2 separate regions of the Homo sapiens genome follow, and region 1 is linked to region 2. Evidence: read pairs that join two places in POLR2A ChIA-PET (ENCODE). Cell type or tissue: A673. All regions are shown on one strand. Links, peaks and the distances in the headings refer to the core of each region. The heading gives the core; the rest is flanking DNA.

Region 1 (2,905 bases), core at 154-2,653, 200 kb after region 2:
TTATGCTCAAGAACAGCAGCACAGAGGTTAAGTAATTCATCCTCCCTCCCACGGTAAGTGGCTATTTCTGTAGTAGGATCACTGTACACTCTGTGGTGGGTTTGATATCTGCACTCAGGGAAGCGCTGATAGAATATTAACAAAAATTGTGGCTAGCATCTATTGAGCACTTTCTCTTTTTTTTTGAGACGGAGTTTCGCTCGTCGCCCAGGCCAGAGTGCAATGGCGCCATCTCGGCTCACTGCCATCTCCCTCTCCCAGGTTCAAGCGATTCTCCTGCCTCAGCCTCCTGAGTAGCTGGGATTACAGGCGTGCGCCACCACGCCCGGCTAATTTTTTGTATTTTTAGTAGAGACAAGAGTTCACCATTGCTGGCCAGGCTGGTCTCGAACTCCTGACCTCAGGTGATCTGCCCGCCTTGGCCTCCCAAAGTGTTGGGATTACAGGCGTGAGCCACCGCGCCTGGCCCCTATTGAGCAATTCCTAAGTTCCAGATACTGTTGCAAAGGCTATACCCAGATCATCTCATTTACTCCTAAGTCCCTACAAGGAAGGTAATTTCATTAGCCTATGTTACAGATAGAAAGACTTTGAGGCACCCAGAGGGTGAGCGGCTTGAGTTTTTCTTCATCCCTGGGTTTATCTGAAGCTGAGCTCTGCCAGCGGACGTGGCCCGTAGCCGTCTGCCTTAAGAACTGGCCTGGACTCCCCAAACACCACCCTTCCTCTCCCGAGGCTCCCCAGCCCCACTTACACCCTGAAGGCGGATCCCTTGACTCCCGAGAGGCTGGCGGTGGAGTGCGCGGCAGGACCGCAGGGCTGATCTCTCCAGCTGGGCTGGGCTTTGGGGACATAGGCCTTGAAAATCTCCTAATTACCGGTGGGGGCGGAGCCGCGTCTCCAGGGTCTCGGGGAGGGCGTCGGGGGTCGGGGATTGCAGGTGCCCGCAGCCGGCCTCGGCTGTTTACCAGGCACCCGTTACGCTAATTGAAATGTGCCAAATAGCTGCCCGGGGCGGGGCCGAGCGGAGCAGCGGGCTCCGGGTCACCTGCGGTGTTGATGAGGTATTCAAGAGGAAAAAGCGCCGGAGCGGCAGCTTCATTTGCAAGGGAAATGACTTGACGAGGCCCTTCATTTGCATCTTTCGGCCCAGAGGTTCTGATTAGCTGCGGAGGAAAAGCCCGCCTGTTTTATGCATGAGGAGCTCTGCCTGGAGACCCTCGGCTGCTCACCCGCCCCAGCCCTGCCTTCTCCTCCTAAGTCGGGGAGGAGGAGAGGGGTCCCCAGAGGGCAGGATCCAAGGCTGAAGCCTAAGACCAACCCTTGGTGGTGAAAATAGAAATTTCTTGAGGCAAGGCTGCCATAAAGTGCAGTGAGACTCATCGGTGAGGGGGGCACTGTGCGATCTCCATCCGGGGTCTTCAGGGCAATTGCATGAGCTCAGCCTGCTAAGAGCCTGGCAGGCAGCGCGAGCTCCCCTGGAGTTCCGGCCGCTCCGCCCAGTGGCTCTGTGCAGCGCTTCCCGCCCGGAGAACCTAGTGCCCCGTTCCAGCCCTTCCTGGTGCCCCCTCTGCACCAAGACCCCCTCCCTACCTCTTTGCTATCTGGCACTGACTTCCTCTGGGAGAGGGGAGGCAGTGGGCTAGATGCTTTTGCAAATGTTTTCTCTACAATCTCCAGTCTTTGTGACAATTACCCTTAAAAGTTAGACCTCACATCCTGTTCCTTTCCTGTCATTCCCACCCACACCCCCTCCCCCTTCCCTGGACTCCGCGAGTTTTTTTTTTTTTTTTTTTACCACCACCCCTCAACCCACATTCTCCGCAGCTGCATCTACCAGGCTGGCAGCTCTGTGAGCCAGCTGTAAACGTGATTAATGCTGAAGGAAGGGCTGCTGGCTGCAAGGACACATCCCTGGCTGGGGCACAGCACTGGGTCAAGTGGCCAGCTGGGGCCAGGCAGGTGAAGGATTAATCCGGAATCTTGGCCAACAATCAGGTGGCTGTTTTTCCCAGACAATGGGTCTGAAGGGGGCAGTGCCCAAGGTTCACCTTTGAAAACTCCCAAGGGTCGCAACCCAGTGGCGTTGGGAACGCCTTGGCTAGGGGCCTCTTGAGCCTTAGCCCAGGCTTTGGGGCCTGGCTGCACCTTAGGGCTATTAGATATGAGTTCTAAACTTATTTTCAAAGAATTAATATGTCACTATGTTCAATTCTTTGCCTTCTACTTTTAAACTTAACTTTCTCGTAAAGCAACCTTTTTTGATTATGTCCTCCACCCTGATTCATTCTGATCACCTGCTCCACCCTGACTCATTCTGATCACCTGCTCCACCCTGACTCATTCAGATTACCTGCTACCTGCTCTGCCCTGACTCCAGCCAAAGCACTCACCCCATCATTCTCTTTAAATTAGCCAGTCGGAATTAGTTTAGCCTGTGCGGTCTAACCCTAGCCAATAGGGGAACGACACAGCAGCAGGGGCCACGTGCCTCAGGGATAAGAGCCCCCTTCCTCTCCTTTGTCCAAGTGTGCGCTCACCATTGCTCCATCTGTAAGGGCGCACCCTTCTATAGAAGTAACTTGCCTTGCTAAGAATTAAAAAAGAAAATTTTATATTCGAGTGCTATTCCTTCTGCAGCACCGAAATTTAAACAGGGCCATGCCAGGCTGTGGAGGAGGTAGAAGTCCTGTCGCTGTCTATAGGGCACGCTGGCATGAGCACATTTCAGACCCAGTTCAAGTCCGGCTCTGCCGCTGACCAGCTGGGTGGTTTGGGCAAGTTCCTTCACCGCTGAGCCTCAGTTTTCTTATCAGGAGAATGGGGATGCTAGTCCCTATCTTTAAGGGTTATGGAGAATTGGAGCTGATGTATTTGACCATGGTAGTCCTTCAGTACGCAGTGG
Region 2 (2,905 bases), core at 162-2,661:
TTCTCTGGTGTATATGGAACCTGTATTGGTGCTACAAATAAATTTGGAGCAGAAGAGAAAAGCCTTATTGGACTTTCTGGCATTTTCATCGGCATTGGAGAAATTTTAGGTTGGTTTTAAAAAAAAGCGTTTGCATTAAAAATATCAGTTTATTATAGGTAAAATAGAAATTTTAAGTGTGCTTCACCTTTGTCCTTGAATTTCTGTTTTTTCTACTTATTTTTACCCAAACGTGTGTTTTTATTTTTCTATTATTGCTATTCTTTTTCTTTTTTTTTTTTTTTTTCCAGACAGAGTCTCGCTCTGTCGCCGAGGCTAGAGTTGGAGTGCAGTGGTGCGATCTCAGCTCACTGCAAGCTCCGCCTCCCGGGTTCACGCCATTCTTCTGCCTCAGCCTCCCGAGTAGCTGGGACTACAGGCGCCCGCCACTATGCCCGGCTAATTTTTTTGTATTTTTAGTAGAGACGGGGTTTCACCGCATTAGCCAGGATGGTCTCGATCTCCTGACCTCATGATCCGCCCACCTCGGCCTCCCAAAGTGCTGGGATTACAGGTGTGAGCCACCATGCCCGGCCTATTATTGCTATTCTAATATAACTAAATTATAAAACATTTGCAAAATAATTCACAGATGGAAACCCTGTGTAAGAAAACATACAATGTCTCCCGACTTTTCCTCCTAAAATATTTAGAAAGTCTTGGAATTCCTGACTCTGGTTCTCTGATTCCCTGTCACCAACTGGGTGTCCAACAGCTCAATCCTGTTCTAACACTTAACTCTCCAAAGTTAGTGTCAGATTCCACAGGTTTAAGGGTTCAGTCCTACAGACAGACAGTCTGGGTCCATAGGCCTCTCAGGCACACCTCTCTGACTTGGGTACAAATTTGGAGGTTCCCATAGCCCTCTTCCCCCTTCATGTTTGATAATTTGCTAGAGCAACTCACAGAACTCAGGAAAATGCTCTCCTGACTATTAGAGTTTATTATAAAGGATACAGATGAGCAGCCTGATGAGGAGGTGCAAAGGGTGGGGTCTGAAAGGGTCCCTAAGTGCAGGAGCCTCTGTCTCCATGGATTTTGGGCTCACCACTCCAGAAGCTCCTCCAACCCTGTTTAGGGGGATTTATGGAGATCCTGTTACATAGGCATGCTTGATTAAATCATTGGCCACATGGCCGGGTGCAGTGGCTCATTCACTTTGGGAGGCCGAGGTGGGAGGATCACTTGAGCCCAGGAGTTCGAGATCAGCCTGGACAACATAAGGAGACCCTGTCTCTAACAACAACAAAAAAACAATCATTGGCCATTGGTGATTGATTTAATCTCCAGCCTTCCCTCCCTGAAGTGGGAGTGAAAGGGGCCTGGAAGTTCTAGCCCTCAGGGCTTGGTCTTTCTGGGAACCAGCCTCATCCTGAAGCTCTATCCTAGGCCAACCCCTCTCTCCCCAAGGGTTGCCCCCTTAGCGTAAACTTCAGTATGGTTGAAAGTGGCTCTTTCTGAATAACTAATGTCCCTCGTATCACTGAGGAAATTCCAGGCCTTTTAGGATTTCTGTGCCAAGAACTAGCAGCAAAGACCAAATATGTATTTTTATTATGCTCCACGAGTTATTCTTTGTTCAACAAAGATTTGTTCAGCACTTGCAGTATATTGAATATTGTGTTAGATATGAGGAACTTCAACAAAGGTTTATTGTAATCTGTCATGTCAACAAAATAGACAAAAATACCTGCCCATATAGAGCTTATATTCTTGAGGAAGAATACAGACAATAAAAACAGAAATCTTTGTATGTCAGGCAGTGGTAAGCACCATGGGTAAAGCGGACTTTGGAGGGTTTGTTTGTTTTTGCTTTTTGGCCCCTGCCTTATTGCCAACACCTGGAGCAGGACAAGGTCTATATTGGGCATCCAATAAATGAGTTAAATGTGTTGAATGAATAATGAGAACATGGTTTCAGCAGAACTTAGTAACCAGTTGCGTGGTGGTGTGAGGAGAGATGTCTAGAATGATGACCAGGTTGATCAGAGTAACCTGGGCAGAGAGAATGCTGTAGGAGATGGGGTTTGAGGAAATCTGCTGAATGGGATTTTGAACACCTCTAAGTACCAGAGAGGCACCCAAGTAGAGAAGTGTCCAGTGGGAAATGCAGGCTGATGCTCAGGAGGGACTCGTGGGCTGGAGGTTGATGTTGGGAGTTATGGGTATGTAAATGGCGGGCGAAGCTTAGCCATGGTGAGTCAGTGCAGGGTTGTCTTCTCTGGTAAGTGCTTGTTTAGTGTCTGCCTGTAGACTACCTGGGAAGAAACTCACTTTCTGTAGGCAACCTGCTTTTTTGAAAAAAATAATTTCAAATTGATAAGAAATTGCGAAAATAGGCCAGGCACAGTGCTCACGCCTATAATTCTAGCACTTTGGGGAGCTGAGGTGGGCAGATCGCTTGAGTTCAGGAGTTTGAGACCAGCCTGGGCAACATGGCAAAACCCCATCTCTACAAAAAAAGTACAAAAAAATTAGCCAGGTGTAGTGGCGTATGCCTGTCGTCCCAGCTACTTGGGAGGCTGAAGTGGGAGGTTGCAGTGAATCCAGATCACACCACTGCACTCCAGCCTGGGCCACAGAGCAAGATTCTGTCTCAAAAAAACCAAAAAACCAAAACAAAAAAAGAAATTGCAAAAATAAAAATAGTACAATGAACATCTGAATATCCTTTAACAGGATTCATCTATTGTTAACGCTCTACCTTAGTAACTTTTTTTTTTTTTTTTTTTTAAGGACAGAGTCTTGCTCTGTTGCCCAGGCTGGGGTGCAGTGGCTCGATCTTGGCTCACTGCAACCTTCGCTGCTGGGATTCAAGCAATTCTTCTGCCTCAGCCTCCCAAGTAGCTGGGACTACAGGCAACCG

The links. ChIA-PET counts read pairs that join two places held together with the same protein. Peaks named below come from ENCODE experiments on the same cell type or tissue, not always from the same donor. Only the 100,000 strongest peaks of a DNase experiment are listed, where the experiment ranks them.
Region 1: POLR2A ChIA-PET joins it to region 2 with 7 read pairs; 2 of 35 experiments call an interaction of 5 or more read pairs at or near these places.

The regions. Positions count from the first base shown.
Region 1 is chr17:76,968,130-76,971,034 of GRCh38, forward strand. LOC105371899 (a long non-coding RNA gene) reads right to left here and starts at 1,070. Exons shown (of 3, transcript NR_136417.1): 1 at 755-1,070. RefSeq lists a silencer at 921-1,000 and an enhancer at 1,249-1,873. In A673, for the core only: no CTCF peak of the experiment used is centred there; DNase peaks (open chromatin) are centred at 1,142 and 1,442; H3K4me3 peaks cover 1,477 bases; H3K27ac peaks cover 1,130 bases.
Region 2 is chr17:76,769,763-76,772,667 of GRCh38, forward strand. MFSD11 (major facilitator superfamily domain containing 11) reads left to right here. Exons shown (of 13, transcript NM_001242532.5): 10 at 1-109. Among named protein-coding and RNA genes, the nearest start is that of LINC02080, 28 kb to the right of the region's middle. In A673, for the core only: no CTCF peak of the experiment used is centred there; no DNase peak of the experiment used is centred there; H3K27ac peaks cover 639 bases.